Regions from separate parts of the Mus musculus genome. Here region 1 is linked to region 2. The links are chromatin loops, found by intact Hi-C in ENCODE. Cell type or tissue: left cerebral cortex. All regions are shown on one strand. Links, peaks and the distances in the headings refer to the core of each region. The heading gives the core; the rest is flanking DNA. Region 1 holds the start of Ifit1 (interferon-induced protein with tetratricopeptide repeats 1). Region 2 holds the start of Ifit2 (interferon-induced protein with tetratricopeptide repeats 2).

Region 1 (16,406 bases), core at 3,504-11,503, 86 kb after region 2:
TATATGGAAGGATTACCAGTTTGCCACACCCTCAGTTCCTAAGTGAAGCTGGCAAGGACTGCAGCTAAGTCATATGACTTGCACCTGACTTCCTCATATAAGCCACAAACATCTTGAGAGCTACGCAGGTGTACCAGTATACCGGTGAATCCATTTTGGTGGAGATATGCCCCTGCTGCCCTGATTAGCTGAAGCTGTGTACCTGGTGAGGTGATGTGGCCTGCTGTGAGTGGATGAGGGCTGAGAGTATATAAGAGTGAGAGGCCCGGGTTAGAGGGAGGATTATTATTCGAGAGAGGATTATTATTCTTGGGAGATATAAACAAGGGAGATATAGAGAAAGAAGAAACAGGACTGAATAAACGTGTGCAGAAGGATCCTGTAACAGCATCATTCTTCCTGGCCAGTTGGGCTCGCGCAAGACCTATTATATAGCAGCGTTAAAGTCTCTAATGTAATTGGCAGAACCCTCATGAATGGTTTCATCCATTTGTGAATTAATGGATTATGAGTTATGAAAGGGATTGGTTACTTATCAGGAAAATGAGTCTATTATAAAAGTCGAGTTGACTGTCTCTCATAAGCCCTCTCACCATGTCATGACTCCAACACTTTGCTCCCTGACCTTCCCTCCTTAGCACCCTCATAGCACACTGGGAAAGGTGGCTCACAGTTGTGACTGCATCAGCTCACTCTAAGTAGGAGAGACCCCAGTAACTAAAAGGACTTTCCTAGTTTGAGACATTTTAAAAGCTAACCTTTATGTCAATTTCTCTGTGTCTGTCCTGAAAATGTGTATAAAATGTAACTCATCAAATTAACTGGAATATTTTAACTGATCCAAATATTTATCTTTTTCCTCCCACCTATTCTACAATCTACTGAATATGTTTTCTATATTAAGCAAAATTATTCAGTATATATGGTTTAAGATAAGGTAATTTTTCATGTTCAAGCACACAGTTAAATTAGAAAATAAAACTATTTTAAACAAAAAAAAGAGGTGAAAAGAAACAGATTCATACAGCTTGCTGGCTCAGCAACCTAGCTGTGTGAGTGGACTCAAGAGTTCAGTAAGAGACTTTAGGGTAGAGGGTCAGCAAAATGGATTAGTGAAGTAAAGAGGCTTGCCAACCATGTCTGGCTACCTTAGTTCAAACCTGGGAACCCATATAAAGGCAAAAGGGAAGACACTACACAACGCTGTCCTCCCATAGTCTAAAATGCACTGTAGTACAACACACACAATTTGCACACAACATACACAGACAGACTCACAGACACACACACACACACACACAGATACACACAGAGACATACACGCACACATATATACATACACACAATAATGATGACAGTGATGAAGGGCAAGAAATTTTTAAGGATCTCACCTGACACTGATCACTGTCCTCCACACACATACATATACACCCCACTGTTAGGGAAAATTCTGGAAGATGTGTAATTTGCAGGGTTGTATATGAGAATTATTTTCTGTCTGTATTTGTTCTGTAAAACTAAAAAATTGTTCTTGAAAACAAAGCATATTGGAATTCAAAGCCATTGCAACAGGGAGAAAGGTCAGCGAAGCAAGAAGGAGGAACACTGACTGTTACCTACAGTTACGACTTTGCTGTTGTAACCATGAGGCTCAAAAGGGCTTCAGGTTAGTCACCAAAGGGCTATTCCTTCATTTGGATGAAAGCACAGAGCTGAGAAGTAGGCAGAGTAAGTGCTGTGTCAAGCCTTCCTTTGGCCAACTTTGGGAGGAATTGTTTGAAAGTCTTAGTGTTTGCTTCACCCTAAGGTCAATTAGTGTTTCAGGATTTTTGTGGGAGAAGAGAACTCTGGTCATGTGAAGTGTACAAACACTGCACTCTGTCTGAGTAGCTGGACAAACAGCACTGTGGACTGAATGGTAATTAAGAAGCTCAAAGTGGCTTTGTCATTGTACAGCCAGGGGGGCAAGTAAGGCCTAAGAGGGGAAGGGCATTAGTGTAGCTGAGGTATTGGAACAAAATACCTTTCTTTGTCAGAACATGGGTTAACTCCTTATCTTGCCTTTAGTAAACAGCACTACAACCAACAGTAGAGTGAAGACAGTTCTTTGAAGGCTAGCTTACTTTGGAGAAAGAACTATTTTTTGAAACATATTTGAAAGATATCTCAAAACAAAATAGAGAAGAGAAGTGTGTGTACTTTTAAAATACAATGTATATTAATCCTGGCTGGGCTTTATATTCCCTAGTGAAATAATGCATATTATCGTATTCCTTATTGTGAAAATAAATCCCCAAGCCTTTGTGCTAACTGTGCCTGAGGAGTCTACCATGATGCTCTGAACACTCAGAATGTCAGCTGAGATAAACTCCTTGTCCCTTAAGCTGCTTTTGACAGGCATTTTAGCAGAGTAGTGAGAAAAAGAGCAACCACAGTGTGATATGTTGGCTCAGAAGCATATGTATCAAAAGATGGCCTAGTCAGCCATCACTGGAAAGAGAGGCCCATTGGACACGCAAACTTTATATGCCCCAGTACGGGGGAACGCCAGGGCCAAAAAGGGGGAGTGGGTGGGTAGGGGAGTGGGGGTGGGTGGCTATGGGGGACTTTTGGTATAGCATTGGAAATGTAAATGAGCTAAATACCTAATAAAAAATGGAAAAAAAAAGAAAGAAAGATATAAGACTCAATGTATTTGCTGTTCAGAAGCTCCTTGCTGCTAGGCACACAGAGTGCACAGACCATAAATATCTCAGCTCTTTGGAGTCCATGGGACCCTCATGTAGATAAACCTTTAATGGAACTGTTGTCTCAGGCACCAAAATTTCTGCCTTCATCATGTCAATAGTCATAGACACAGGTAGTGCATTAAGTCAATGTGCTCATTAAAAAAAAAAAATCACCTAAAATTTCCTTTAAGGGCCATCAACATGCAGTATGTTTAGTTATTTCCCATACGCACACAAATTATAATACAGATTCCTCCTAAGTGTATTGAAATAGAAACAAACAAACAAAAACCTAAGTTTTCTAAGAACCTTAGCCTTCTGAGTTTGTACATCATGGTAGCCAATCCCCAAGTTCATTCAAGTTCTCGTGTGGGTGATAAATGATCTCATACCAGCTGGTACTGCAGATCAACCCAAGGCGAATCCAAGTGAGTGTCACACCTCAAACACGAGAGATAGGGATAGCCCAAAATTTAAACACACAAGATGACACACTAGGCTCTACTGAAAATCAAAGTGGGCATTCTCCAAAAATAGGTGAGGTTCCTAGTCAGACAACTAAGTGACAGACACTCCATCTCTGGTTCAACCAAGCCTTCATGCTGAGGAGTGGTTTGTACACAGTCTTTACAATTTGGCATGTAGGGTCTGAAACATAGCAAGGTCTTAACTTAAAGAGTTCATTGGAAACTGTCCAAATGATAAAGCCAAACAACTAAGAGGATTTTTCACAGAAAAGAATGGTTTAAAACCCAAAATTACTGTCTCTATACCAATAGGCACTCAAAGGCAACTGATACCTGAGAGTTAGGCAATCAGAATAACATGCCAACCAGCTAGACACATCCCTACATTGTACCCACAGGCATCAGTTAGCCAGGCATTGGTCTAATGGCTGTGTCCAAACTGTTATCAGGTACCTGTGTCTATGAAGTCCACTGCCTCCTTTAATGAAGAGATACTAAGCAGAAACCGGAAAGGGAAGATGGGTTTATTTATTTACAGTTTGGTCAGGTCAGGAAGAGAAAGACTTCTACTTTCCTTGTCCCTCCCCAGCAGCAGAGTTATAATTTTACATTAAAGAGGAAACAGAAGCCTGGAAACAGATTGTGTAAATCAAACTGTGAAACAGCTTGACACAACTGCAGGAAATCTCTCCATGTGAGGCAACTTCTTCCTCTGGTGCTCCGGTACCAAAGCTTTTTAGTCTTTCACTTCTTCCACCAAAGAATTTTTGCACCCTTTGTTTTAGGGTTCTGGTTTCAGTAGTCTAGTAAACAAAGTGGAGACATCATGGTCTTTCCTCTCTGGCCAGGGCATCACTACAGAATAAAAAAGCAGACGATGTAAAGTACTGGTTCTGACATCCAGTTAAACGTCCAACTTGACTTTTATGGTAAGGATTGCAGTTAGTGTGTTTGGGATAGAGAGGTGATACAGTGCTTAAGAGCCCTTACTGCTTATGCAGAGGACCTGGCTCAGTTTCCAGTACCTATATGGTAGCTCACAACCATCTGTAACTCTGGCTTCAGAGGAATCCCTCTTCTTGTCCCCCTAGTCTCCTCCATGCACGTGGTACACATAAACTCATGCAGGCACACACATGTGCTCGTAAAAATAAAAGATTAAATAAATAATATTTAAAGTCAGCATGTTTATCAGAGATTTGTACTGGCACTCTCAATTGACAATGGACTGGATTTGTGAATTACTTTCTGAAAAAGTAAAATAGGGATGGCTAGACTTAAGGAAGGGAACAAATGGGGCCATCTCTAGCCAGTTGCTTTCCGGGCACTGTGTGGGATATATGAATGTCCATGTCAGTATCCTTTGAGTTGAAAAGCATAAGCAGTGTTGAACAACACCCCAGTAGATAGTGACTGTTTTAGTTAGGGTTTCTATTGCTGTGAAGAGACATCATGACTACAGCAACTCTTGTAAAGGAAAACACCTAACTGGAGCTGGCTTATTGTTTCAGAGGTTTACACCAACTAAGCCTAGCTTGGGCATCTGAGGCTTGAGCCCTTAGTGACACACTTCCTCCAACAAGGCTGTACATCTTAATAGTGCAATTCCCTATGGGCCTATGGGAGCCATTTTTTTTTTCCTGAGACAAGGTTTCTCTGTATAGCCCTGGCTGTCCTGGAACTCATTCTGTAGACCAGCCTGGCCTTGAACTCAGAAATCCACCTGCCTCTGCCTCCCAAATGCTGGGATTAAAGGCGTGTGCTCCCACTGCCCGGCAATGGGAGCCATTTTTATTCAAATCCCCACAGGGACTTATAGAAGCCAAAGGAAGCAAATTCTATGTGATATAGTGGGAAGAATCTATACTGCTTATAACTTACTTCCAAGTGTTGGTCTTCTGTTATATCACTTTTCCTGGGGAAATAGAAAGATGTGTTTATTTGCCACACATGGAAGACACTGACAACAGAGAAATTCCATATGAGCACAGTGTGATGAATCAATAGACTTATCTTATGGGAGATACAGGAACGTGAGGGTCCTAGACAGCTGCCGTATCAAATAAGACCCACCGATTGCTCAAAGAGAGGCAGATTTAAAGTAAGAGATAAACCAATTTGAATAAAGTCTTATTAAATCCAATCCTTTCATCAAACTTAAATTATTATTAGTGCTTTATGTGAGGTATGTGGCTGGAACATAGCCCCCTTGTTCTATTACATTATCACCAGCTTTATGTTTTCCAACTCCTTCACTGCCTAAGCTTGCCTGTCCTGGAACTTTCTCCGTAGACTGACTTTGAACTCAGAGATCTGCATGTCTGTCTCCTAAGCAATGGAACTAAAAGTGTGGTCCATCAAGCCTGGATTTAAGTTTTTCTTCACCTAGAACTTGCTCTGTTCTAGGCTGGCCTTGAACTCAAAGATCTGCTTGTCTTTGCCTCCTGGAATTAAAGGCTTGTACTACCATGTGTGGACCTAAACTTAGCTTGGTGGGTTCTTGTCCCAAGGTCACTAATTCCTTAATTCAATTTAATATCCTTGAACACAGGATTCAACTCCATTTCACTTCTTGGTGCCCCTTTAATACTTAAACCATATATTTTCTATTTTTCCTTTCTCAGCTTGTTATGCTTGTACACAATGCTCTTCAAGAGACTTAACCTGGAAACAAAGTATAAGATGGGCGTTTCTGAGACTTCTTTTGTTAAGGCAATTAATCTAGGTCTCTTCACCTTAACCTCAGGCAGACTCTTCAAACAAAGGTAAAAAGTAGCTTCATTTGTCACCAAAATACCATAAACTGTCTCTAGGCCACATATTGAAATTCTCCATAGAAACCTCTAGGGCCAGGTCTTCACAATTCAAATTACCCTCAGTAACAAAGTCTTCCATATTCCTATTAGCATAGCCCATTAAGCCCCCACTTAAAGCATTCCTCTGCTTTCCAAATCAAAAGTCCCCAAATCCACATTCTTCTAAACAAAAGCATGGTCAGGCTTATCATAGCAATATCCCCACTCCTGGTACCAACTTCTGTGAGCAGACCTCATGACCAAGACAAGTCTTAAAAAGAAAAACATTTGATTAGAACTAGCTTACAGGTTCAGAGGTTCAATCCATTATCATCAAGATAGGAACATGGAAGGATCTAGGTAGGCATCCTACAGGCAGAGTTGACAGTTGTATATCTTCATCCAAAGACTTCTAGGAGAATACTGGATTCCAGGCAGCTAGAATGAGGGTCTTAAAGCCCACACCCACAGTGACACACCTACATACACCATACACCCATCGGAATGGCTAAAATCAAAAACTCAATTGACAGCTAATGCTGACTAGGATGTGGAGCAAGGTAAACATTCCCCCATTACTGGTGGGAGTGTGAACTTGTACAACCATTTTGGAAATAATTTTGGCAGTTTCTCAGATAATTAGGAGTGAATCTACATCAAGACCCAGCTCTATCACTTTGGGCATATAACCTAAAGGCATTCCAAAATACCACAAGGACACTTGCTCAACTATGCTCATAGCAGCTTTATTTGTAATAGCCCCAAACTGGAAACAACCTAGATGCCCCTCAGCTGAAGAATGGATACTGAAAATGCAGGGCATTTACACAATGCACAGTACACTCAGCTATTTAAAAAAAAAATCATGCAATTTGCAGGCAAATAGATGGAAATTAAAAATATCATCCTGAGTGAGGTAGCCCAGACCCAGAAACACATGAATGGTATGAACTCACTTGTAAGTGGATATTAGCCATAAAGTACAACATGCTACTATCCACAGACCCAAGGAAGCTAAGTACAAGGAGAGCCCAAGGAAGGATGCTTTAATCTCACTCAGAAGGGAAAATAAAATAGACATTGGAGGTGGATAGAGGAAAGGAGCTGGCTGGGAGAGGGCATGGGGAGGGGAACCGAGCTGAGGATGAGGTGTGGGGAGGGAGAGCTAGAGGGCTGGAGTAGAGAAGGAAAATCTGTGGTGGTGGGGCATCTCTAGGAAGAGCCTGAGACTTGGGATAGGGAAGGACCAGAAGCCTATGGGAGTGACCCCAGCTGAGGTTCCTAGCAGCAGGGGATATAGAGGCTGATGCTGCCACCTCCTGGAGTAAGGAGGAACTTCCAGTAGAAAGAGGGAGACGCTAAAAATCCACAAATCCTTCAACCAAAAATGTGTACAGCTTCCATGTGTAATCTTTCGTTGTTGGCTTAGTCCCTGGGAGCTCTGGGGGCTGGGAGGGTGTGTGTCTGGTTGGTTGATATTGTTGTTCTTTCTATGAGGTTGCAAACCCCTTCAGCTCCTTCACTCCTTCCCTAACTCCTCTACTGGGGTCCCCAGTGCTCTGTCTGATGGCTGGCTGTAAGCATCCACATCTGTATTGATAAGGCTCTGGCAGAGCCTCTCAGGAGACAATTATATCAGGCTCCTGTCAGCAAGCACTTCTTGGCATCAACAATAGAGTCTGGGTTTGGTAGCTGCATATAGGATGGATCCCCAGGTGGGGCAGTCTCTGGATGTCCTTTCCTTCAGTCTCTACTCCATTCCTTGTCCCTGTATTTCCTTTAGACAGGAGCAATTCTGGGTTAATATTTTTGAGATGGGTGAGTGGCCCCATCCCTCAACTGGGGGTTGTGCCTACCCTCAGAATATGGTCTCTACAGGTTCTCTCTCCTCTTTGTTGGGTATTTCAGCTAATGTCATCCCCAATGGAGCCTGGGAGTCTCTTGCTTTCCTGGCATCTGGGACATGCTGGTAGCTATCCCCAGTCCCCCATCCTCCATTGCTATATGCCTCTGTTCAATTTTCTGACTCTCTGTACATTTCCCCCATCTCTTCCCACACCTGATCTCCCTGCTTTTCCCCCTCCATGGAGGGACCCATGACTCCAGTTGCATATGTAGCAGAGGATGGCCTTATCTGGAATCATTGAGAGGGAAGGCCCTGTTCCTGTGAAAGTTAGATACCCCAGCGTAGGAGAATGCCAGTGCGGTGAGGGGAAACCAGAAAGGGGGATAACATTTGAAATGTAAATAAATAAAATAACCAATAAAAATTTTTAAACAAGTATTAGCTAAACCAGGGGAAAAAATGTGTCCTGCCTACAAGATGTGCAGGAATAGAGATGGAGCAGAGATGAAGGGAAGAGCCAACCAATGTCTGGGCCAATTTAAGACCCATCCTATGGAAGAGAGCCAATCCCTGACACTATTAATGATACTCTGTTATGTTTTCACACAGGAACCTAGCAGAACTGTCTCCTGAGAGGCTTCATCCAGCAGCTGAGAGAAACTGATGCAGAGAACACAGCCAAACATCAGGTGGATTTTGGGGAGTCCTGTGGAAGAGTGAGGGAAGGATTGAGCAAGCTGGAGGGATCAAGGTTATCACAAGAAGACCAAAAGGAAAGAAGAAGGAGGAGGAGGAGGTGAAGGAGGAGAAGGAGGAGGAGGAGGAGGAGGAGGAGGAGGAGGAGGAGGAGGAGGAGGAGGAGGAGGAGGAGAAGGAGAAGGAGAAGGAGAAGGAGAAGGAGAAGGAGAAGGAGAAGGAGAAGGAGAAGGAGAAGGAGAAGGAGAAGGAGAAGGAGAAGGAGAAGGAGAAGGAGAAGGAGAAGGAGAAGGAGAAGGAGAAGGAGAAGGAGAAGGAGAAGGAGAAGGAGAAGGAGAAGGAGAAGGAGAAGGAAGAAGAAGAAGAAGAAGAAGAAGAAGAAGAAGAAGAAGAAGAAGAAGAAGAAGAAGAAGAAGAAGAAGAAGACGGTCAACTAACCTGGGTCCATGGGAGCTCACAGAGACAGAACCACCAACCAATGAGCATGCAGGGGCTGGACCTAGGCCCCATACACATTTGTAGCAGATGTGCCACATGATCTTCATGTGGGTCCCCTAAAAGTTGGAGCGAGGGCTGTCTCTACCTTTGTTACTCCCTTTCAGTCTCTTTTTGCTAGCTGGGCTGCCTTGTCTGGCCTCTGTGGGAGAGGAAGCTCTGAGTCCTGCTGCAACTTGATGGGCTGGGGGTGGGGGTGGGTGGTAGTACCCATGGGACATAGGGGCCTTCCCTTGTCAGAGGAGACAGGGAAGAAGGAATAGCCATGGAGGGTGTGATGGTGGAACTGGGCAGCAGTCAGAATGTAAAACAAACAAACAAGCAAACAAACAAACAAAAAGAAAGAAAAAATGAAAAACAAAAGAGAAAAAGGCAATTTTGAGTTAAGAGCCTTATTAACACAATCCTTTCAACCCTGTCCATTTTTAAGTGTTTTAATATTATATTTCAGTGAAGTGTGTAGCCGGTATGTGTATGGGTGAGTGTGTATGTGTGTAACTGTGTTTTTGTTAGTGTGTCTGTGGGGGTGGTGTTATGACATTCGTGTGAAGTCATGTTAGAACACTCTAGATTTAGTTCTTCTCTGCCAGCACGGAGTCAGGGGACTGAACCCAGGAGTCAGGCTTGATAGCAAACACTTTAACTCTCTAACATATACCTAGTTATCTGACTGACACATAACTCTAGGTTCTCTAAAATTAAACTTTACTGGAGAAAGTGACCAGAGGGCCAACTCCTGTCTTGGTGTCAGCTGATGGGGGGGGGGGGTTAGGGCTGTACCTACCTGGTCAAAGATAACTCTCAGGAGAGGCTAGCACTATATCAAGGAGATGGGATTAGATGTTTAACTTCTTTCAATATTTTTAATATATGGAGGTGAGAAGGATGAGCTGAATTTGAGGACCTAGACATCAAAGGTCAGGATAAGGAACTAGACAGCAATAAAGGCTGAGATTACAGGTTAACCAAGACAACAGACTAAAGTATTTGACCTCAACCTGAAACAGTGTGAGCCCCACTGTCTGTAGTTCCCTAGATTGCTATTAGCCCTTAAAATGGTATTTATTTTACGTGTATGAACACACTGTAGTTGTCTTCAGACACACCAGAAGAGGGCATTTAATCCTATTACAGATACTTGTGAGCCACCATGTGGTTGCTGGGAACTGAACTCAAGACCTCTAGAAGAGCAGTGAGTGCTCTTAACCACTGACCCATCTAGTAGCCTTGCTATTAGTGGGATAGCATCAAGGCTCTGAATAACCATCACCCTTTAGGGATTCCATGTTTGGTTCTTGTTAACATGACTATGATTGGTGGAAAGAACCCTTTAGAGTCACCTCAGGAGAAGTTAACACAAAGCATGGCTCTACAGCTCTCTGGGCAATGGGAAACTGTCCTGGTTTATAAAGACTGTATTCCTAAGGCTTCGGATAGGCTGGGAAGCTATGGACCAGTCAATGCAGGTGAATAATGACATCTGTGGAAGATGCTAAGGATAGACACACAACAAACCAGCTAGTATCTTCTTCCACTTCCACAATGCATGAGAACTCACTCTTCCAGTCCCAAACTTTCCCTTTGCCATCCTAAGACCCCCTAGTGCCACATGGGAAAGTCTCACTTCCAAGGAGGAACTGCAGACCTTCAGTTGCTTGGAAGAAAGAACAACACTGCTTCTGAAGATGCCAGTCTGCTTTCCATTTTATCTGTATCACCTCCATCAGCCCCTACCTAACAGATAAGAGTCTCTGGGTGGCAGGGATGTCTCACTCTCTCTCTCTGGACAGCAGTCTGGATCCGACATGTCTGTATCCGTTTCAGAGCCTTCTCCTCATCGATTTCAGTGGAGAATGCAGTAGGGCAAACCCCACAGTGCCCCACAGTGCGTCTCCCTGGATAAACTGCAGGCTTCAGTTTCACTTTCCAGTCTCAGTTTCAGTTTCTCACTGCTGACTGAAAAGAGCACACCCCCTAGCTCACCCAGCCCTTTAAAAAAAACCTGAGCTTCCAGTTGGTGTGACAGTCTGCAAGAGAGCAGAGAGTCAAGGCAGGTTTCTGAGGAGTTCTGCTCTGCTGAAAACCCAGAGAACAGCTACCACCTTTACAGCAACCATGGGGTAAGGATTTCCCTGTTCTCCACTCTGAGGGAACCCAGGACACAGACGTTTGCTAGTGGCTGTTTCTGAGTGTGCCTCTAGCTTCTCTTTCTACTGCTGATGGGGAACAAGGATGCTAATTGTCCTGAGGGTCCAGGGAGTTTGCTTAATGCCCCCACTAAGCTGTGTGCCTGGTGCTGGATGTGTGACTGGAAGCTTGTTTTGATTTTTAAGGCTGTCTCACAGCATGTAGTAGGACGTACCTGGGAGAGAATTTAGTGCATGCTCGGCTCACAAACAAAGATGATTACCAAACAGGCCCTCTGGAATGGAATAAAGGACCACCAGTGCCCACTTGGTGCTCCAAAAGTGAGCAGCAGGTTAGAGTATGCTCCTTCTGATCTTCTGAGGACATAGTCCTTAGAATGTTCCAGCATGTCCTCAGAATCTTCCAGCCTATCCCTCAATGGACCTCTTGAAATGCTGTTCAAGCTTTCTGTTCCAGGCGCATTCATTCCCATCCCTGGCTGGCTAAACAAATAGCCAGGGCAACACCTCTCTCTCTCTCTCTCTCTCTCCCTCCCTCCCTCTCTCCCTCCCTCCCTCCCCGCGCCCCCCCCCCCCCCAGGATTAAGAAACAAAAATGTGTCAATTCTATTCTCTCTGACAAGAGGTATTAAAACCTTTTGGCCAAGAAACTAAATATATATGAATAAATATATATGAATATATGTTATATAAAGCCATGTCAGGAAGTTTGATAAGGTAGAGCAAGTAGAGACCCAGAGACTCGGTGGGCACACAACTGAGGCTTAGGGTATGGTGGGTAAAAGTTCTATACCTGAGTCAAGGGCCCCACACATCACCAGGAAGATAATGTGATTGATACAGTACCACCAACCAGTGGTTCCAGATTTAATAGATGGTGCATGGGGCACTACATCACACCCTGAGCCTGAGTATGGAGATATGGAACATCTGTGTTTTGCAACTGTTCAGAGGAATAGAGCATATAACTAACAAGAAAAAAGGCTCTCCTGCCTACCTCTGAGACCTAGGGAATCAGGTCACCTCTGATCCCTTGAGCCTGTGGGCCCCCTACTCCTATTGCCCTTCTGAAGTCAATTGGTCCAGAAGGTAAGAAGAAGTTTGGTAAGGTAGAGCAGATGCTATGCATAGGTGCATGTACCTCCACCTCAAGACAGAGAGCCCAGAAGGATCCTTGTGAGCCTCCCAGTCAAGGCAGACCTTCCTGGGCTACTGCTGTCCAGTTTTCAGAGTCCTCTGAGCTGTCCTGACAAAATCTTTATTTCCCATAAGGTGCAGGTACAATCTCTAATTCCAACTGTGGGATGCTGTAGCCAGGGAAAGCAAAGTAAAGCCAGATTGAATCTGATGCCCCTGGGTCAGGATTAATCTATTCCTACAGAAGCTTGTCCAGCATCTTAAAGTGCTCTGGAAAAGAAGGAGTAACTATGAATTTGGTTATGAGAGAGAGAGTGAGAGAGAGAGAGACAGACACAGACACAGACACAGACACAGAAATAGGGAAAGACAGATGATGGGGTCTCTGAGAATGCTGTGGCCAACAGAGCAATGGTCTCTATGAAGTAAGAAGGAAATCTGGTTGAATATAATTTAGCCAATGTCGGTTCAAACTTCTAGAATCTAACCTGGCACTGTTTGTTGTAAATATATTTCAGCACAATAAAATATAGCAAAATGTTTCCTGGTGTAATACAATCCTCTGTGTACACGGAGGTATCATGAGGTATAATTACACTGAAACTCAATTCAAAGTACATGTGACTTCTCTCAAGAGGATTAATTCCAGAGATAGGCTTCATACGTTAGCTGAAGGGCCCAGGGAAAAATCTGGTATGGTGTAAGTCATACAGATAGTACGGAGGTCATTTGGACTATTACCATTTCCATCCCTGGTTGTGTGAGCTTGGGGGAGCCTCGGACCATACAAATAAAGCAAAGGTTACCTATGCTATTAGCCATCTCTGGTCCTGCTGTATGAGGTTAATGTGTTCTGGCTCTACAGAGAACACAAAATACAAGGTTATTAGTGTTTATCTGTTTATCTGTTTATAGGAGGCAAGGACCTATGTGCTCCCAACTGACAGTCAGAGAGAGAAGATAAAACAGAGAGGGAGGGACACACACACACACACACAGAAAGAGAGAGAGAGAGACAGACAGACAGACAGACAGATATACATAGACAGATAGACATAGACAGAGAGAGAAAGATCAGAAACTTCTTACCCTTTTGTCTCTATCTAGCTTGGCTTATCAAACGTTTATATAGATAGAGTCCAGAGTCCAGGAATAACTGTCAAACTTTTCCAGGGGCACTGTTGAAATACCCACATATTTTTGTCCAGCATCAGTGAATTGGACCAGACACAAATGATGAGAAAAGAAACATTTCCTTAGAAAAGAAAAAGTATTCTGGAAATGGGAATGGACTAGTAAATTGAGGGACACAAGCCCAAGGAGCACTGGGCCACAGGCTCAGCTGACCAAGCCAGCTCATTCAGTCAACAGGGTCTGGAGGGAGGGAATGAATATTGAAGAAAGAAAAAACAATTAGACACACTATAACTTGACTCCAGCCAGTTCTAAAGCTGATGTGTGTTTATTTTTCTCCAGTCTGCTTTCTTACCATTCTAGAGACATGCAAAGAATATGGTCAGTCCTAAGGCATAAACAAAGTAGTCAAGGAACAAACAAAGCATAAACAGAGTAGATAAGGAACAAACAAAGCATAGACAAAGGTCCCATGATTACCTTATTCAGGGTCTTAACAAGACCCATCAATATACAAAGAACACTTTCCTCAGCTGTATCCATCTTGAGCCTATTTCCTTGTTCTAGCCCAATGTCAAATTCCTAGAAAGTGGCACCAAGAGCTCTCCACACTCAGGAACCCTTCGATGCCAAGAATAATGCTCCCTGTCTCTTCTCCAGGTTGGCACATCAAGGACATTTTGGGCATCTTCCTTCCATTACTTGAAGCCTAGGGAAGGAAGGACTGATAGTGTTTTTCTGCAAACTTCCAGAATTCATGGCCACTGATGCTCTTTCTGTGGTCCCCAATCTCCCAACACACTCCATAAGCTCTGAAATACCATGTCAAGGGGTCAGGGGAGCCTCACAACTGCTTCCCTTGAAGATTTAAAATGGTGCTGGGCCGATGACTCTGTGAGTAAAGGGCTCACCAAACAACCATAAGGGCCAGGGTTGAATCCTAGTGCTACTACTGAGAGGAGGGAGAAAGCACTTGGCTTTCAACCTCAAATGAACAAGGTGAAGACCAGTGCCTAATGTTGTGCTGTCCTCTGACCTCTGTATGCATGCCTTGGCATAAGTACCTCATACACACACACACACACACACACACACACACACACACACACACACACACACACAAACACACATGTACATATACATAAATTTCTAATTATAACCTGTTAAGTCCTTATAATATTAATTGTGCATATGCTATCAGGAATCACCATTTGGTGTTGGACAACCTATGGGTGGTCTCTTTCCTCAACCTTTGGTGTTGGACAACCGATGGCTGGTCTCTTTCCTGGGGGAGTCTTCCTCTCCAGTCTTTGCTTGGCTGCTCGTTGTTCTCTTTGTATAGTTAAGTCTGGTGTCAATCTTTTTCCGCTCACATTTGGGCATGCTTATTGGTGAGGTTTTCAAAAGAGTTGGACTTTCCAGGAGAAATGGCATTCAGAACTATTCCAAAGATGATAAGATTCCCAAAATGGAAGGAACCTTTCTCTATGTATCACCTTAATAAGATATGTACTTATTTCTCTAACCCATAAGTCCTCATCTCAAAGTAGTTACCTGCAGACTTTCAGTCCCCACTTTAGCTGAGAACGTGTTATCTTCTCATTTTCCTTTTTCCACCTCCCTTTGTCAGGTACCGGGTAGAATGCCTTGACACATGGTTAAATCTTGTTTTCTGAAAAATATTTCTTACCTTTAATGAGACTGAACCTTTGCCAGGACTGAAACCAAGATGATAAACTGCCTTGAGAGCATGTCAGGCTCTATACACAGTTAGACATGTCACTGGAACACACACAACAAACACAACAGACCACAACTATAGGAAAAGACCTAGGGAGAAAAGTGGGAACTCAATTTGTGGCTCAATCTTGCTCTAAACGGTTCCCTTAGTGTGACAGCAAGACACTGACACTCTGGGCAGCCTCTTCTCTTAGGACCTGGTTGTAGCTGCTTGCAGGATTATCTCTAACTCAGTAAGCTCTTTCAACCCTGACCTCTTAGACAGATGCAAAGATTTAAAGCTTGCTTGCCATGTTTTGTTGGGAGCTTATTCTCCATCTTAAACTGTGACTAAACTCTCTTAATGTTTCCTAAAACATCCCCAAAAGAAACTGCTTTCATCAGATTTACACCTTAGAAATTATGTCACTAAGTCACTTGGCTATACTAATGTTCAAACTGGGTCCCCTTCCAAATCAACCACAAGAATAGTAATTGTACATAGAGAAAGGTAAAAATGTATAAACATAGATTAAAGTTTGCTGAAGACACAAGGGCAGGGCACCTGCTACAGGACTGGGAGGCTTGCCTATAAGGAGGAAACAAATCTAAGGTTCTCAATTCATGGTACTGACAGGACAGACTGTGGGAGGATGTAGCAAGAAAGTGACCCTCTGCAAGTCAGGAAGAAATGCTTCCTAGATGAAGCTTTACATAGATAAGCAAGCAATTTGATCTGAGATTTACAACTTGTTGAGTTATGATAAAACAAGGCTCTGTTGTGTAAGCCACTGAGTTCAGAGTCACTTTGCTATGGCAGCCAAGGCAGAAGGGCTCAGCCATACATGTTGGTTTTTGACTCTTGCGACACATATGTCCTTTTTCTCTTTAAGGGCTATTCATGCTAGCACTATAAAGTGTTGATTGTTTTAGGTTTATTATGAGTCCAATTCTATGTTTTCAAAATCATGTTTGTTGTTGGAGTGCCTTGGAGACTTTTTAGAATTTTGGTCAGTCACACCAAGCTTTCTTTGAGTCAATGATGCTGCATTCTGGTCTTGCAGTATTCAAAACTGATATCCATAGACCACAGCAAGTAGTTTTCATAAAGAAGACTCCCTGTGGGGTTGTAAGTGGGAGCTTGACTGAAAAAAAAGAAAAAGACAAGCTTCCTACAATAGAATTAGGATGAGGATATAGGGGCTATCAATGGTCCCAAGCTTTTAGTTTATAACATATAC
Region 2 (16,406 bases), core at 4,552-12,551:
GTGTTTGTGTGTGTCGGGTCCAGACCAATTTGAGCATGTAATTACTTAAGTTTTACAATAACAGAACATTTTGTGTATACAATCCTGTGTCTTATTTCTTAGGATTGTAACTATATGAGTATGAGGTTTTCTTGATTTACTCTGACTAATTAAGTCACTTGATTTGTATGGATTTCTGAGATACAAAGCAATTTATACCCAGTTCTAAGAATACTATTTGGAGCCAGGCAGTGGTGGTGCATGCCTTTAATCCCAGGACGTGGGAGACAGAGGCAGGCGGATTTCTGAGTTAGAGGCCAGCCTGGTCTACAGAGTGAGTTCCAGGAGAGCCAGGGCTACACAGAGAAACCCTGTCTCAAAAAACCAAACAAACAAACAAAAAAGAAAAAGTATCTAAAAAGAAAAAGTGGAAATTATGTTTATAGCCATTATTTAGGTACTATATTTAGCCTATATTTTTTTAAGTTTTTAACACTTTTTTATTGTAATGTAATTCTGCCCATGTCAAATTATTAAGTACTTTAAACTTTCTAATTTGTACAAATCAGGGATGATCATTCTCAGAATTACTATTCCCAGACATATGTGTGACAACTAGAATTCTGTCAATCACTTATAACAGGTTTTGCTGAATATATTGATTCCAGTAGCACTTCCTGGGCTGGGTTCTTCTTATGCAACAGAGGCCTGATGCAGAGAAAATGCCCGACACAGGTCATCTGGAGTCATTTACTTTGTTAAAGTTACTGGGTTTAGATGCTGCCTCTAAGGGGACCATTGCTGATAGGTGACTTGAACAGAGTATATAGCACCTGCGTTTCTTACCTTTGTCACCTACCACTTGAGGCAATCCCAAGTATATTTGTCCCACAGATTCCACAAGAGACTCATTCCTGGAGCCCTGATGAATGTCTGAAGTAGCCAGGCTTGGAAACTACTCAAATACTCATCACCTAATGAACAGGAAATTGCATACAATATATCCACATAGTAGATCATTGGCCGTAGAAACAGAATAAAGCAATGACCCCTGCTACACTCCAGATGACCCTTGAGAAACCCACATATTGCCTGACTCGTCTCTGTGAAATGTCCAGAAAAGGTGGATCCATGGATACAGAGGGCAGATTACTGCTTACCGAGATGAGGATAAGAATGGGATGGGGATTGGCTACCAGTAGGATGGATTTGCTGGGACAGTGATGAGAATAGTGTGGAATTAAATTAAGTAGATAATGGGATGATTAAACCATGCTTCTTAGACAATGAAAACCCACTAGAAAGGATAAGGTTTTGGGCATGTGGTTTGTATCACAGTAAAGCCACTTTAAAAGGCATGGGCTTGAGCAAACGTGTGAAAATCATTGCGCTGTAATTCACTTCCTGGTATGTTTTGGCAGTCTATCCTTGTAATAAGTCAGGGTTTATTCCTGTGGTTTCCATTTCAATTTACCTGTTCTTTCTCAAAATTTAGCTGTCAGCAGACCGTGATTCATTTTGTCATAATGAAGAAGGAAACTGATCAGGCCCTGAAAGCAAAGAAGTCAACCCACAGTTCAGGATATAGGATGCAGAGCCTTCTGCTGCTCTCGGTTTGTAAAATCACTGGCACAGGTGGTGGACACCGAGGAGGAAGGTGGCTAGAGTGCCATCATGGGCAGCCTCCAAAACCCCTGTGGCAACGTTAGCCTTTATGAATGTGGAAATGTTTGTCCTTTTAATTAATTCATTCATTCATCCACCCACCCATCCATCCATCCATTCATATATGTGTGTATGTGTGTATGTATGTGTGTGTGCAATATGTATATTCACACATGTATGTCTGTGTGGATATATCTGTCATGTGTCTGTATGTAGAGCCCAGCAGTCAGTGCCAAGTGTCTTCCTCAGTCTCTCTCCACTTTAGTTTTTGAGACAAGTCTCCCACTGAATTGACTAGGCGAGCTATCCAATGCGTTCCAGGGTTCTACTATCTCCAACACTCCCCTGTCCTCCAGACACATGTACAGCCTTTTACCTGAGTACTGGAGATCTGAACTCAAGTCCTCTTGTCAGCACAGCAAACACTTTACCTACTTACCGGAAACCTGCCCGGACTTAAGGGACCAGAGCTGAAGCGGACCACAGCATTGAACGAAGGCCAAAAGACCGATCATCTTCTGCCTTTTAACTCTCTCTAACTGTACTGGGGACTGGAAGCTGATGGCTTCTGGAGACTTAACACTCTCTTGCTTATTCTAGCTGAAAATCGCTGACTCACTGGCTTCTTTCCTCTTTATCTCTCTGTACTTTGTAAATCTCTATGCTTTATTAAATCCCAGAGACTTAACTCTCTTATTGTTCCATGCTTAAATAAGTGCTGAAGACTTAACTCTTACTGTGCTGTGCTCAAAACTTAACTCTTGTTGTTCTGTGCTTAAGTAAGCTCTGAAGACTTAACTCTTTATGCTTAAATATATACTGGTCTCTTACTCTGAAACTCTCTTATTATTTGTGCTTTAATAAGTGCTAAATCTGGAGAATTAACACATGATGTTTAGCAGTGGAGGATTAAGTAAAGGATTAATTGCTAGGGCTTCTTTCTCTGATACCCAGGAGCCCCTTGCTGGTGAGAGGCTCTTGAGCTCTTAACTATTTATGAACCAGAGAGAAGAGAAAAGGAAAGAAAGAAATTCATCTATATAGACAATGTGCACAGGCACATACACATTCATATATACATACATTCTGGCTTGGCCTGACCACCTGTTTCATCTACTCCACAAGTGCTCATGTATAGTTACACATAGACAAACAGACATATACATAATGTATACATTTGGTGGATAGATGGATGGGACAGAGCCCCCCAAGTCAACAGTGTATTTCTTTTCTCTGGCCTTTTTATGGACAAAATTTCTTAGAAAATTACCTCCTAGATAGAATGTTACACAAAAAGGGAGTCAGAGAAGGATGTTAATATTAAGTTCAAACAGTGTTTCATTCTGTAAGCTCATTATAAGTTCAAAGCAACAGCAACTTTTCTCTGAGTGTTCTGAAGAACAATCCATGGTGTAGAAGCAAACACAACCAGAGAAGACACAAAGAAGTGTCCTATTGGGTTTTGGTCTGTAGTGTACATTTTGTTATAGATGAGGAATCAGAGTGAGGGCAGAGACTGGGCCAAATCCTTGAGACTTTTGTAAGGGAAAGGGTGAAAGGATTATGGCCCCCGGAAGCAGATTCAGCTTCTCCTACAGGGTCCCCATGAGCCCTGGGGGTGTGAAAGAGGAGTTCACTTCCTCCCAACTGTAGGCTGCTAGGTCAGTTGGATGATCCTACGCAGTAGGTCCAGTCTTTCCAAGAACTTACAGAATTCCCCAAAGCACACAACAGAACAAGCTTATTCGTTTCTTCCTTGTTCTAACTTGTGCCCGCGATGCTCCTTTACGTTGAACAGGCTGAACTTGTTGCGTTGCAGCCACAGGAAACACCCACCCCTCTTCTCTGCTACCCTGTTTTAGAGCTCTCCACCTCACCCCGATAGAACCGGATGCTGATCTCATACTCTGTCAGGTTATTCTGCTCTCAATGACCCCCTGCACGGTTTCTCTGATTCTCCATCTCAGGAGCACTGAAGTCAACGTGCAGCCCGGGGAAACAGGTGTGCATGGGGTGTCTTGCTTCCCACTCCCTAAGCCTTTCCCAATTCTGAAGTTCTCTTACCCAGTTCCTGCTTGCTTAGCTAGATGCATCAGATGATTGTTTTGAGAGGAATGAGAGTTCACAGGTCTGTAAGGTTTTTTGTTTGTTTGTTTGCTTGTCTGTTTTTTAAGGTCTGAGGCTATTGTAGTGTCTGTGGGCAAGCATTATTAATCACTCTCTCATTTAGTATACATACCACTGCACCAACTGTTTCTGAAATCCAACTCAGAGCATACCATCTGACAGCTGCAAAGGACTTCATGAGCACTGAGTTATGTGTCAAGTGCTCAGGGACCTCTGACAATCCTTTCCCCGCTGGTCTCCACATAGGCTTGGACTCAGTGGTCAAGCTGTTCTCGCTGCCTCTCCATTTCCTTTTGGCACCCGCTAAGATCTCCCACCGCTAAGACATACACTTATGTGCTTGCACACCACTCCCATCCATCCCTATGATGATCATGGAATTTCAATAATTGTTTTCCCTGTTTGGATCTCAAATTTTTCCAAGTATGCCTGGGTTTCTTCATACCTTCATCATATCTCCATTCTTTTAATATCATGAGACTAACTGAGGAGCACAAATGTTTGACACTGAAACATGACATCATTCACAAAGTTATCATTCCAGAACAATATAATCAAGTTATGAAAATCAAAGTCTCTCTCTGGTCATCTCTTTCTGTCTCTGTCTCTGTGTGCCTCTCTCTCTCTCTCTCTCTCTCTCTCTCTCTCTCTCTCTCTCTCTCACACACACACACACACACACACACACACCTTGTGTTTTAAGTAAGTCATGATGTTGGGTTGAACCACATTCATGGCTGCCTGGGCCATGGGTTGAACAAATCTTGGCAGAGTGGTCCACAGACTAGCAGACTGACATCTTTGGGGCTTATGTAAGAGTCAAGCCTTGTTCAGAGAGATCTATACAATAGTAGGTTCTCAGATGAGGACTGTCTAAGAAACATTGTAATAATACAATTAAAAAATACAGCATCTTAATTTCAAATACTAAACATATTTCCATCACCATTCCAGTAAATTCCATTAAAGCAATTGTAAACCCTTTGATCATATTTCATCAGGTAGCCTAATAAATTGGAGTCTAGGATTTCTTCTCATTTCACAATTACGTTTTAGGAAGGGACCAACACAAAATTGCCAAGCCACTAACTATAGAGAGGTACAGTCACAGTCATTGAGCCAAGGTAAGGCACATGAATATGTTACTGTTGGTAGAGAAGGTACAGGTGGGAACAGCCAGTAAGTGCTTCGCATTGTTTCATAACACCCCTCATTCTTTTTTTCCTGGAACTGTTCTTTGTGAACAAAACAAACAGCAGAATGTCAGGGCCAAAAAAAAAAAAAAAACAAAACAAAACAAAACAAAAACCACCTTAATTTCCCCTTGGCTCCTTCTCAATCATCCTCCACAATGTCCGCAGTACTGTAAGTGGGAAACAGGAACACCAGACCTGGCTGTAACTCATGAATGTTAGGGGCCTACCTAGACCTTAGCTCTAAAGAACAGTATCTCTGGAGTGGTGGTGTGTGTGGGGGGGGTGAAGACAGATTAAATGGTGTGTTTGGGTGGGGGAGGGGGAAAGAAGGCTTTCCTATTGATAAACCTGGTAACTAAACATTTTTGAGTTTCTCCTGGTTATGGCTTGAATCTCCTACTTTGATATATTTTAGAAGTTTGGGGGGTCACTCATTATCTAATCTCACCTGATTTCGCCTTTTATTTGTTTGTTTGTTTGTTTATTTGTTTATTTATTTATTTGGTTTTTTGAGACAGGGTTTCTCTGTATAGCCCTGGCTGTCCTGGAACTCACTCTGTAGGCCAGGCTGGCCTCAAACTCAGAAATCCGCCTGCCTCTGCCTCCCAAGTGCTGGTATTAAAGGTGGGCGCCACCACACCCGGCCTTAAATTATTATTCTGTGTATGCGTTTTGCCAATATGTTATGTCTGTGATTCATATGAGCGCTTTGTACCCACAGAGGCCAGAAGAGGGCGCCAGAGTCCCTGGAAGTGAAGCCACCTTGTGGGAACTGAGAATTGAAAGCAGCTCCTCAGGAAGAGCCACCCTAGCTCCTAACCACTGAGCTACATACCCTGGCCTCATCTTTTACTTCTTGGCCTCTAGTTATGCATCTGATTGACCTTGTTCCAAGGCTGGTCATTCTCACTCTCGTGTGCTTTTATTTTTGTCTTGACTTTGGATTTTTTTTCTTCTTGCTTTATATATTGCTATATATTCTCTACTGAGTAAATTTATTTTAATTAAAAAGGATTATACAGGGCGACATAAGGCGATTTTCATGAACGAATCACTGTACTTTGAACATATTCTCCCCATATTTCACTGCCCTCAGTTTCATTTAGACTTTCCTCTGACCTATCTTCTTATGTTATTACTTCTGCTCTCATTAGCCTTATATCCCTACTAGTTCCCGCCCCTCTTGACTCAGTGAGAGTCTTCTTAGATCACTCACGTTAAACTATCTCCCTATGAGTCACACAGTCTAGCAAGGAAAAAGCTTTTTTGCTTTTTTTGTTTTGTTTTGTTTTTGTTTTTGTTTGTTTGTTTGCTTTTGTTTTTCGAGACAGGGTTTCTCTGTGTAGCCCTGGCTGTCCTGGCACTCACTTTGTAGACCAGGCTGGCCTCGAACTCAGAAATCTGCCTTCCTCTGCCTCCCGAGTGCTGGGATTAAAGGCGTGTGCCACCAAGCCCGGCTGGGAAAAGCTTTTTAAGAACCCTTGACAAGAAGCTGAATCTCTCCCCACAGTACGGTGATTACATTCCTCTCTTAAAACCATAAAGAATGGCTTGGGGGTCAGAGTGGGACAATAAATACAATTGTACTTATAAGACGAGCAGCATTGTGTTTGCCTGCCAGGAAAGGGGTCCTGTAGAAATATCCTACAAAGAAATGACGGTCCTGGTCCTTCGAGTCAACGCTGCGCTCTTTGAGAAGGTTCTCCAAAGCCCGCACAAATTTCATACCAACAGGAGGAATCCCTTCTGTTCAAATTGATTGATGATCTCTCCCACAAGCTCCCGCTGGAGCCCACCAGGCCTGATGGTAATGAAGGTACACTCACCGTTGGTCATGTGTGCTGTGGTCTGGGAGGGACTGAATGTTGTGAAGACAGTCTCGGTGATGCTAACAGAGACCAACCCCACTCACTCTAAGCCTGTGACCATCCGAGGAGACTTTTGCATCCAAGTTGGTAAGAATGGTTCTGTAGAGAGCCCAGCTTGTGGTTTCAGCCCAAGGAGCTGGTGGACTTCAAGAGTTGTGCACAGGACTGGATCTATGAGTGACAGGAAGGCCCCTGCTTTGCCACCTTCTGACCCCTGTTCCCACAGGCAGGGGACCAGCAACTCTAGATATTTCTGGATCTTCCTTTGGCCTTTAGGGATCCTCTGGGAGCTGTGACTCCCTGTGTAGTGTTAAGTACCACTATTAGATTAAAATGTCTCATCGCCTGTGAAGAGAAGGAGGAGGAGAGGGAGGGGGAGGGGGAGGGGGAGGGGGGGGGACTCAATTTAGAAGAGAAACTAAATTGACAAGACCGAAGTGTTTAACCACCAGGCAACAGGGAGGGGTATGATGGATCCTTAGAATGACAGTTCACTGCTAAAACTCTTCCTTTCCCCATCCCCTATCTCCTTTCAGTCCTAGGGACAGAAGCCAGTGTCATGGGCAAGAGCTCTGTCACTGAGCTACATCCTAGCCTTGGAACCTCACTTTCTTTTAAAGGACTTTGAATGTCATTATCTTTCATTCTATCCATCTATCTGGATCTATATCTATCTATCTATCTATCTATCTATCATCCATCCATCCATTTATCAAGGGTGCCACACGGAGGTCAGAGGACCACTTGCAGGAGTCGATTTTTACTTTCCCTGGGATTAAAATCCCATCCCAGCTCAGATCCTAGGGCTTAAAGTCAAGTGATATAAGCCCCTGAAGTCATCTCCCCTAAGCCAGTTGAGTCTCAATTTCAATTTAAATCCAGGAATTCAATTCAGGATCATGTCCCTCACTAAGATGGACTATTAGGAAACTGGAAATGAGTGAACCATCCTCTAAGAATCAACTAGGTATTATCTCTGCTGTCCAGAATATTACAGTCTGCGAATTAATCCGCTTCAGTTAGCAACATCAGTAAACATTAAAAATAGGAAAGGACAGAAAAGGATCCTGTCTGGTCTTGCATTGTGCAAGGAGAATTCTATGCTAGAGCTGGGCTGGAGCACCAAGACCCAGAGGCTGGAAAATTCATGGGAGCTTCCTGGAAGAATGGATAAAACCGTCTCTCTCCCAATTCCGGAAGTATTTCTGCTGCAAACTCTCAAATTTAGCATCTAGGGATAATAAAGCTAAAAGCGGCGGAGAAGGGCACCCTCTGGCGACAATAGCAGGACACAGTGGGAGGAAGCAGCGCTAAGATGGAGTACCACCCCAAAACAAAGCTCCCTGGGAGCTGTAGTCGAGCCAGGTTGCCTGGGTGAGTGCAGTTTCCCGCCCTTAGTGATGTGGGGACCCAGCGAGATGGAGCTCACTTTAGGAAACAGCGGGGAGTCCCCCAAAGGACTAAGGTATTCCAGCCACACCCGACTAACGCTGCAAATATGTAGGAAAGAGAGTGAAGCAAGATATTTTTAATGAGTAGCCCTGTCTAGTAGTAGATCCCTCAAAGCACCAAGTGTGGGTAGGGGTTACATCCGGCACCCGGCAGTCAGGAGTCATTGGCCACGCACCCTTCGCCAGCGTCCATTCTGCCGAAAAGCAAGTTCTGGCCTTCTGCAGTTAATGCTTTTTTACCCATCAGCAAGATGCACCAAGATGAGACTTAGAGGTAGGTGGTCGTCGCTCTTAAATGTGGGTGGACGCAACTTTTGTTTTCCTGGGCTGTCCACTAGGGGCGCGTGGTGGACTCTGGGTCCTAAGCTATATATCTAGTCACTCTTTTATCCAGAACCCACCCTCAGCTCACTCAAAGGCTTTCAAAAACAGCTTTTTTTTTTTTTTACTTCCGGTTGTTTATTTGAGAAGGAATGCACCAGAAATTACAGAAACCTTTTTAATGTCCCACAACCTCTCAACTCTGTAAGTCTATTAACATGTTATTGTGTAATGGTCTCTCCCCCTCCCCAACCTCCCTGTGTTCCTCAGGTTTGGTGTTTTAAAATGACAGCTGATGTAGGAATTCCTCTCTGTGGAGATAGAGTGGACACAATGAATTTCTTTCTTCCCCCCCCTCCCCCTCCCTCGCCCTCTCCCTGCCCCCCTTCTCTCTCTCTCTCTCTCTCTCTCTCTCTCTCTCTCTCTCTCTTCTTTCTTTCTTTCTTTCTTTCTTTCTTTCTTTCTTTCTTCCTTCCTTCCTTCCTTCCTTCCTTCCTTCCTTCCTTCTTTCTTTCTTTCTTTCTTTCTTTCTTTCTTTCTTTCTTTCTTTCTTCTTTCTAAAATATTTTCTGGATTTAAATGTTGGTAAAGGAAGAAGAGAGGTAAACGTTAGAAGTAGGGACTGGGAATCTCAAATTAGGGTGCAGTTCAGAGATGAAGAAGGCACAATGAGGTATTTGTGTCCTCATGAGGAAAGTATTTGGGAGTGCTGAAAGCAAGCAGTGTAAATAGCATCAGGACAGCAACTGCTCAGGAGGCCATGCGCCTGAATCACACTTATACTTCAGTAAAATGTTAACAAAGACTCCGAGACAACAGAAGGAAAAATTAGAACACGTTGGCACCCTGAGAAGTGTGCTATTCAAAAGAGTAAGGCAGTGGCTGAAAAGACCATGCAGGAGGAGATAGGACCATCAAGATACTCTGAGCATGAAAAATACACAGGGTCATAGAACAAGGGTTAACAAACTGCCACCCGGAGGCCAGCTTGCTATTTGCTTCTATAAATGAAGTTTTATTGGATCAGGTGCTCTCTTACGCTGCAACAGCAGACTGGACTAGTTGCTCACAAAGCCAGAGAAAATATTTATTATTTGGCCCTTAACAGGGTCCAGAACATCATGATGGCCATGGTTCAAATTCCTGGGATGCTTGAAACATGAGGGCTAGTAACTACTCGTGACTGCTAAAGCAGGGACACACATGGTTGTTTGCTTTGCCGCTGTTTAAAAGAGTTCAGTAGTTTTCCTTTGAGATGTACTTTAATTTAACAATGAAAACGGTTCTAAAGTAAAGGGCTGTCTCTGGTCTTGCATTCTTCTAGAAGAATATCTGTATACTTGCTGCTGTCAGTTGCTTGTGCTAGAGAACATGGTAAACTCAGTTTTTAATGCTCAGAAGAAAATGATAAATATATGAGGATATCACCATTGTCAATCATCTGGGGATAGCTAGAGGAGACAAATGACCTTGATGGAGAGGTGCAATGACAGACTTTGTCTATGGCACTCGAGGGAACTTTGTGTGCTTCTACAAAGGGAGATGTTTACATCTCTACCCTGCTCAATTCTGAAAAAGGAACACACCAATCAAAGACAGCCTTCTGTACCTGATGTCTGAAAAGCGCAAGATGCATTTTTATAGTATCATGATTCTGATATGAAGGGTATTTATTTACTTGTTTTGAAAAATGCTTTTGACTGATGTCTGTCCCTTAAGATTTTCAATCTTGTTCCATGGGTTTAACAAGTAATCCTGCTTACTGATAACTGAAATCGGGTAAAGAGATTTTTGAGTCTTGACAAGGAACAAAAAGATGGGCAGCAGGCTCAGATGAGAGAGAGAGAGAGAGAGAGAGAGAGAGAGAGAGAGAGAGAGAGAGAGAGATGGGCACTGCTAAGATGCAGTTTCATGGCGTTTTCTCTCTGAGATCACTCATAGATGCAGAAGGATTTGATTTGTTGACAGCTGCTGCTATTATTAGAGGACAATGTTGGCGTTATTTCTTTGGCCATCCTTCCAGAAATAAAGTATGTATTGTATTACTCAACATCCGTTTCACATTCGAAAGGCATTCTGTGTTGGAAGGCACTTGCAAGGCTCACAGGGCAGTGCCTGGGTTAGAACAGAAGCACAGCTGGGGCACATGTGTCAATCTGGCTAATCTCAGTGCTTCCCCGGAATGCCCTTCGATTTGCAGTGTGAAAAAGAAGTAGCCATTTTTACCTTTACGCTAGGAAGCAGGGAGCAAGCATTTCTGTAGTTTCTAGCACATTGTGTTCCTCTCCCTGCTCCCCTCCCTGATGCAGCAGACCTGTAACTGCCTCTCATTCCTCTGGGTCCTTTAACATCTCCACACTCTGGTCCAGGTATGTGCTTAGCTCCATGATGAAGGTTCAGCTTTGCAGGAGATGTTGGGGGCCGTAGGAGCTGCCCTGGGTTCTAGTCTAGAGACATACCAGGCTGTCCTTACTCTCCCCATTTTGTCAGCCTTACTGCCTACCCTGTGGACTTAAAACGTCTGATAATCTAAGCAATGAAACAAGAGCCTTGCAGAAACTGCCTAGGCAGCTCCTACAAGCACATGAGACAAAATTCCTTTAAGTTTCTGTTTCTCTTTCCACACTATCACATAGCAGTAATAAAGAAGTCTGGGAATTAGAAAGCTAACAATCCACTTTCATTTCTGCTGATCTGGCTGTCACATTGTGGGAGTTATTCCTGTAACGCTAGACTCCTTTAAAGTATAGATGTTTTCCCAAATGTTCATCTTACTTGCTCTCTCAGCTCCAGGGCTACCGGTTGACTTGATTTTATGCCTAGGTATGTCAGATGCTTCAAATAAAGGCTGTCTGCAGTGTGCAGAGATTTCATTGTGACTACAGGAAACAGTGATGGCACTACAGGTCAGAGCATGAGCTCTTGACTCCACCCTGTTCATTTGTACAGTATGTTGAGCTGAAGTGGCTTTGGCTATAAAGAATTTTATAAACATGTTGGTTCTGGGCAGATTGAAATTACCCCATACTTGTAAGGTAGAAAAGGTACTTCTGGTACATCTTTTTAAAATTATTATTTTCTGTGTACAAGTTTTTTATCTTAATGTATGTCTATGCATTGTGTGCACACCTAATGCCCTCAGGGGCCAGAGAAGGGTGCCAGATCCCCTGGGACTGGAGCTATAGACAATTGTGAGCTGCCATGAGGGCAGTAGGAATTGAACCTAGATCCTCTGGAAGAGCAGCCAGTGGTTTTCATTGTGAAGCCATTGCTCCAGGCCCTTTAGGTACATTAAGAGGGTAGTTATTGTTGGAATTGTGTAAGTTTGGTCAGCATTTGTACCACTCTGGAACAGTGCATTGTTAAATGGTGGGGCTTTTTTTTTTTTTTTTTTTTTTGGCTTCTCTGGTTGTAAGTTGACAGTGTAGTTCTGAACCAAGAGCTTTACAGACGACAATGTCAGGTCAAAGGTTGGACACACCTGTAGACACTTGCTCAGCTCACTTAGTGCTAATTCTAGAGCCATGGGTGAAGCAAATGACACCGTCTTATGCAAGCAAGCCCTCTATCCTGTTGGAGTCTCTTGGCGGACATCTAAAGAAAAGATAACAACCACATACATCAGAGATTAAATACAGTAGATGTAAGACACGAGATAGTTCTTGGCTCAGAGTTAGGGAGTAGCTTTTAAAAGGTTGCAAATAGTTCAAAAGAGGTAAAGGAGCTGCAACTCAGGGACGCTGAGTCAGACAGCCCTAGGTAATATCGCTCACAGCAAATACACGGAAGGCTTTGGGTTTTTCTGTTTATGGGGGATTTGTTTTGAGGATAATCTATTGCCTGGAATTCCCCCAACTTATTCTCACTGGTTAGTATTCTCTCCCCCCACCCCCCAAAAAAGGTGGTGCGGAGTGAATGGTGAGAGGATTTATTTTGGCTTATGGTTGTACAGACTCCAGTCCACTGTTGCCTGGTACCACTGCATTTAAACTTGTGGCAAGGCAGGAATATCCCAATGGAAGGATGTGACAGGGGGAAACTGCTCACCTGTGGCTACCAGGAAGTAAGGAAAAGGAAGAGAAGGGTCTGAGAAGAACATCCATCTCCAGTGGCCCATTTCCTTTAAGAATGGTTCTAGTTTCCACCAATTGGCAGAAACTCTATGAAGTTATGAGTCCATCAATTGGTTAATCTATTACATAGGTCAGAGCCTTCATGTTCCAATGACCTTTTTGTTAGGTTTGAAGAAAATTCCCAAGCACTCCAAAAGGCAGGCCCACCTGACTATGTCTATGATGACATCCTGGGCTCAGCTGGGACTAGACAGGTAGACAGGGAGACAGAAGGACTGCTGGTGGATTACTCCCATGGAGCTGTGAGGAGTTTTCTTTCTGCCAGAAAGGTCCACTTCCCTATCATCCCTTACTTCTGGATGATGAGGCATCTGGTTCCCATGGACACACCTGTGGTGGACACCAAAACCACAGGGCTCTTCTAGCCTCTCCCCAGCCACCTAAATTTCCTGGTCGTTGCAGTTCAAGGCTCTCCCCAAACTCCCAGCCCCAACCTGTTTCTCTTAAGAACCAATGAGGGTTCCCCCTCCCCACCCCCACCCCTGTACACCTGATTCTCTCTGCTATCCCAACCCCATCTCCTCTAGATAGCCTTGGGAGTTTGAATACAATTACTTTTCACTGGAGCTATTCAGTTACACTTTTAAGGACCAGCTTCACAGCTGGCAATACTGGGTGGAGGTTTTGGAGAACAAGCCATGTATATGCCACAACAATGAGTTATGATGGGATTACTGGCTGGAAGATGTAGAAGCCTGAGGATAGGACTACTGACTCTCTTTGTTTATCCACATCGGTTGGAAACACTCTGTGGTTTGACCTTTAGCTGGTACGAGTTCAATCCCACCCTTATCTCCTATCTGCCGTCTAGAAATATTTAACCTTAATTATATCATTTTCTTTCCCAAGATCAAAAAGTGTCCCTATCTTCATTTGCACTTCAAGTACTATCAGAGCTTTGGAGACGCGGGAACTGTCTAAAATTCGGTTGGAACTCAATAAATATTGATTTGATGAATACACAATTAGTGAATTTATGGATGGATAGAGATGAATCCTCAAAGGTGGGTTAGTAGACAGAAGGTAAATATGGGTGTGTAGACCTATTCTCAGCCTTTCAGAAAAAATAGAAAGAAGACGGGGGGGGGAGCAATTATCTGTACATTAAGGGAACTATTTGAAACAGCTTCTTTTGATCATGGGTTTAGAGTTTGCTGGTGGCAGTCTAGTTTTTGTTCCTTAAAACAGAGTCTTGTCATGTAGCCTGGCTGCTCACAACCTCTCAATCCTCCTGTCTCAGCCTCCCCAGACTCTGGGATTGCATATGTATGATGTATCACACCCACCCACCTGTTCTCTTTCACTCATTTGTCTCCCAGGAAAACAAAACACTGTCTGCAGATTGAGTACTTTTTCTTCAGTACATAGTTGTTTTAAAGAAATAATATCCCCATCCCTGCTATCCTAATGAGGACATGTTTACCTTCTTTTTATGTTTGCTTTATAGAGCCTCTCATTCTTCTCCTCACAAGGCGGGTAAACTGGAAGCAGAGTGTGACACAAATGTGAGGCACAAGAGATGCTGTGCACCCATTCTGAGCATCATCCTAGCTCTTTAAGTTTCTTTTTCCTTTGTGAATCAGACCAGACTTGGAGGGAGCGCCCTGGTGAGTGCTGCCAGAGGATTCTAGCCAGAGAGAACAATTCTTTCAGGGAGTGGCTATAGTAAAAGCTTGGTTCACTTTCTCCGTTCCAATGGTCATTCCTAAGCTGAAAAAGTCACAAGATTAGTCCTGTGCAGAGTTGGCCTGACACAAAAATGACTTGTCAAAGAATAGCTGAGATTTCAGCCATTCCCAGGTCTGTAAACAAACTTGGAGATAGAGAGACTCGTGGCTTCAGAGAGCTCTGACATGGAAGCCCCTGCTAACATTGCCATCCTGGCTTCTCTCAGTTGAATCTCATATAATCCTTGTGACAGGGGTGACAAGAAGCAGAGGCAGAGAGTACAAGGACACACAGAGAGAAAATAGGTATAGTTTACTTCACGGCTGGGACACTTGAAAATAGCCCTAATTGTACAATTACAAGAGAGGCTACAAGGAATCTTTTAGGCTTTGGGAAAGCAAGAAATCTCATAAAATTTAATGAAATTTTGAAAAATGAACTCTTAAACTAGGATTAAAGCAATAATAATGAAAGCAAATGAAATATATACTGTGCACACATTTTATTTGTAATATCTAATATATTATTTAACATATGGCAATTATATTACTTTACATATAAAATATATACTTAAATGTTATATACTTATATGAGTACTTGTAATTTTAAATGATATTTAAATGAATCACTAATTTTACCTTTCTGTAAATATTTACAAACTAATCATATCTGCACATTATATAAAATTGAAATACATATCGCCTATATAAATATAAAATATGAGACTGTTTTGCCAACAAATGTTTATGCTTTATAGAAGGATGTGTGAAGTACATGATCAAATGGTTTGTTAGAAGTATCATGGAGATAATTTGTTTCCAGAATATGGCTACCAGTTGAAAAAAAGAAGGGTAGAAATATGCTAAACTGTATAGGTCCTGAGTTTTGTCTGGAGTCAATTTGCAGCTGTATTGGTCATGAGTCTGCCAGTACTCATTTGAAGCCCCTGTACTTGAAGGATGGCTGAGACAGGTTCTTCCCTACGATCTCCTGTGCCTGTCTGTGACACAGGTCTCTCCTTTCTTCTTTTTTTTTTTCCATTTTTTATTAGGTATTTCACTCATTTACATTTGCAATGCTATACCAAAAGTCCCCCATAGCCACCCACCCCCTCTCCCCTACCCACCCACTCCCCTTTTATGGCCCTGGCGTTCCCCTGTACTGGGGCATATAAAGTTTGCGTGTCCAATGGGCCTCTCTTTCCAGTGATGGCCGACTAGGCCATCTTTTGATGCATATGCAGCTAGAGTCAAGAGCTCCGGGGTACTGGTTAGTTCATAATGTTGTTCCACCTATAGGGTTGCAGATCCCTTTAGCTTCTTTGGTACTTTCTCTAGCTCCTTCATTGGGGGCCATGTGATCCATCCAATAGCCGACTGTGAGCATCCACTTCTATGTTTGCTAGGCCCAGTCATACTCTGACAAGAGACAGCTATATCAGGGTCCTTTCAGCATAATCTTGCTAGTGTATGCAATGGTGTCAGCATTTGGAAGCTGATTATGGGATGGATCCCCGGATATGGTAGTGTCTACATGGTCCATCCTTTTATCTCAGCTCCAAACTTTGTCTCTGTAACTCCTTCCAAGGGTGTTTTGTTCCCACTTCTAAGGAGGGGCATAGTGTTCACACTTCAGTCTTCATTTTTCTTGAGTTTCATGTGTTTAGGAAATTGTATCATGGATACAGAAAATGTGGTACATCTACACAATGGAGTACTACTCAGCTATTAAAAAGAATGAATTTATGAAATTCCTAGCCAAATGGATGGACCTGGAGGGCATCATCCTGAGTGAGGTAACACATTCACAAAGGAACTCACACAATATGTACTCACTGATAAGTGGATATTAGCCCAAAACCTAAGATCTCCTTTCTTCTTACTGAGCATTTACTCCAAACCGAGTTAACTCAAAAAGTCTTGTCTAGCCCAGAGGGAGAATGAAGTAACATAAGGATTAGGAGTGTGAGAAGAGCCTGAGGCCATCAGTGACTAATGG

The links. Peaks named below come from ENCODE experiments on the same cell type or tissue, not always from the same donor. Only the 100,000 strongest peaks of a DNase experiment are listed, where the experiment ranks them.
Region 1: a loop joins it to region 2, with 7 times the contacts of the local background. A loop is called at or near these places in 31 of 42 quality-filtered maps.

What each region holds. Positions count from the first base shown.
Region 1 is chr19:34,629,840-34,646,245 of GRCm38, forward strand. It overlaps Ifit1 (interferon-induced protein with tetratricopeptide repeats 1), which reads left to right and starts at 11,050. Exons shown (of 2, transcript NM_008331.3): 1 at 11,050-11,148. The coding sequence starts at 11,144. It also overlaps a transcript of Ifit1bl1 not described here and a transcript of Ifit1bl2 not described here. In left cerebral cortex, for the core only: a CTCF peak has its summit at 7,310 (motif pointing left); DNase peaks (open chromatin) are centred at 3,887 and 7,314; H3K4me3 peaks cover 458 bases.
Region 2 is chr19:34,542,463-34,558,868 of GRCm38, forward strand. It overlaps Ifit2 (interferon-induced protein with tetratricopeptide repeats 2), which reads left to right and starts at 8,232. Exons shown (of 3, transcript NM_008332.3): 1 at 8,232-8,560. Gm31417 (a long non-coding RNA gene) reads right to left here and starts at 2,267. Exons shown (of 3, transcript XR_386665.2): 1 at 2,084-2,267; 2 at 1,454-1,529; 3 at 826-953. In left cerebral cortex, for the core only: CTCF peaks have their summits at 5,694 (motif pointing right), 8,113, 8,631 and 9,604 (motif pointing left); DNase peaks (open chromatin) are centred at 5,700, 8,145, 8,587 and 9,673; H3K4me3 peaks cover 1,081 bases; H3K27ac peaks cover 1,111 bases.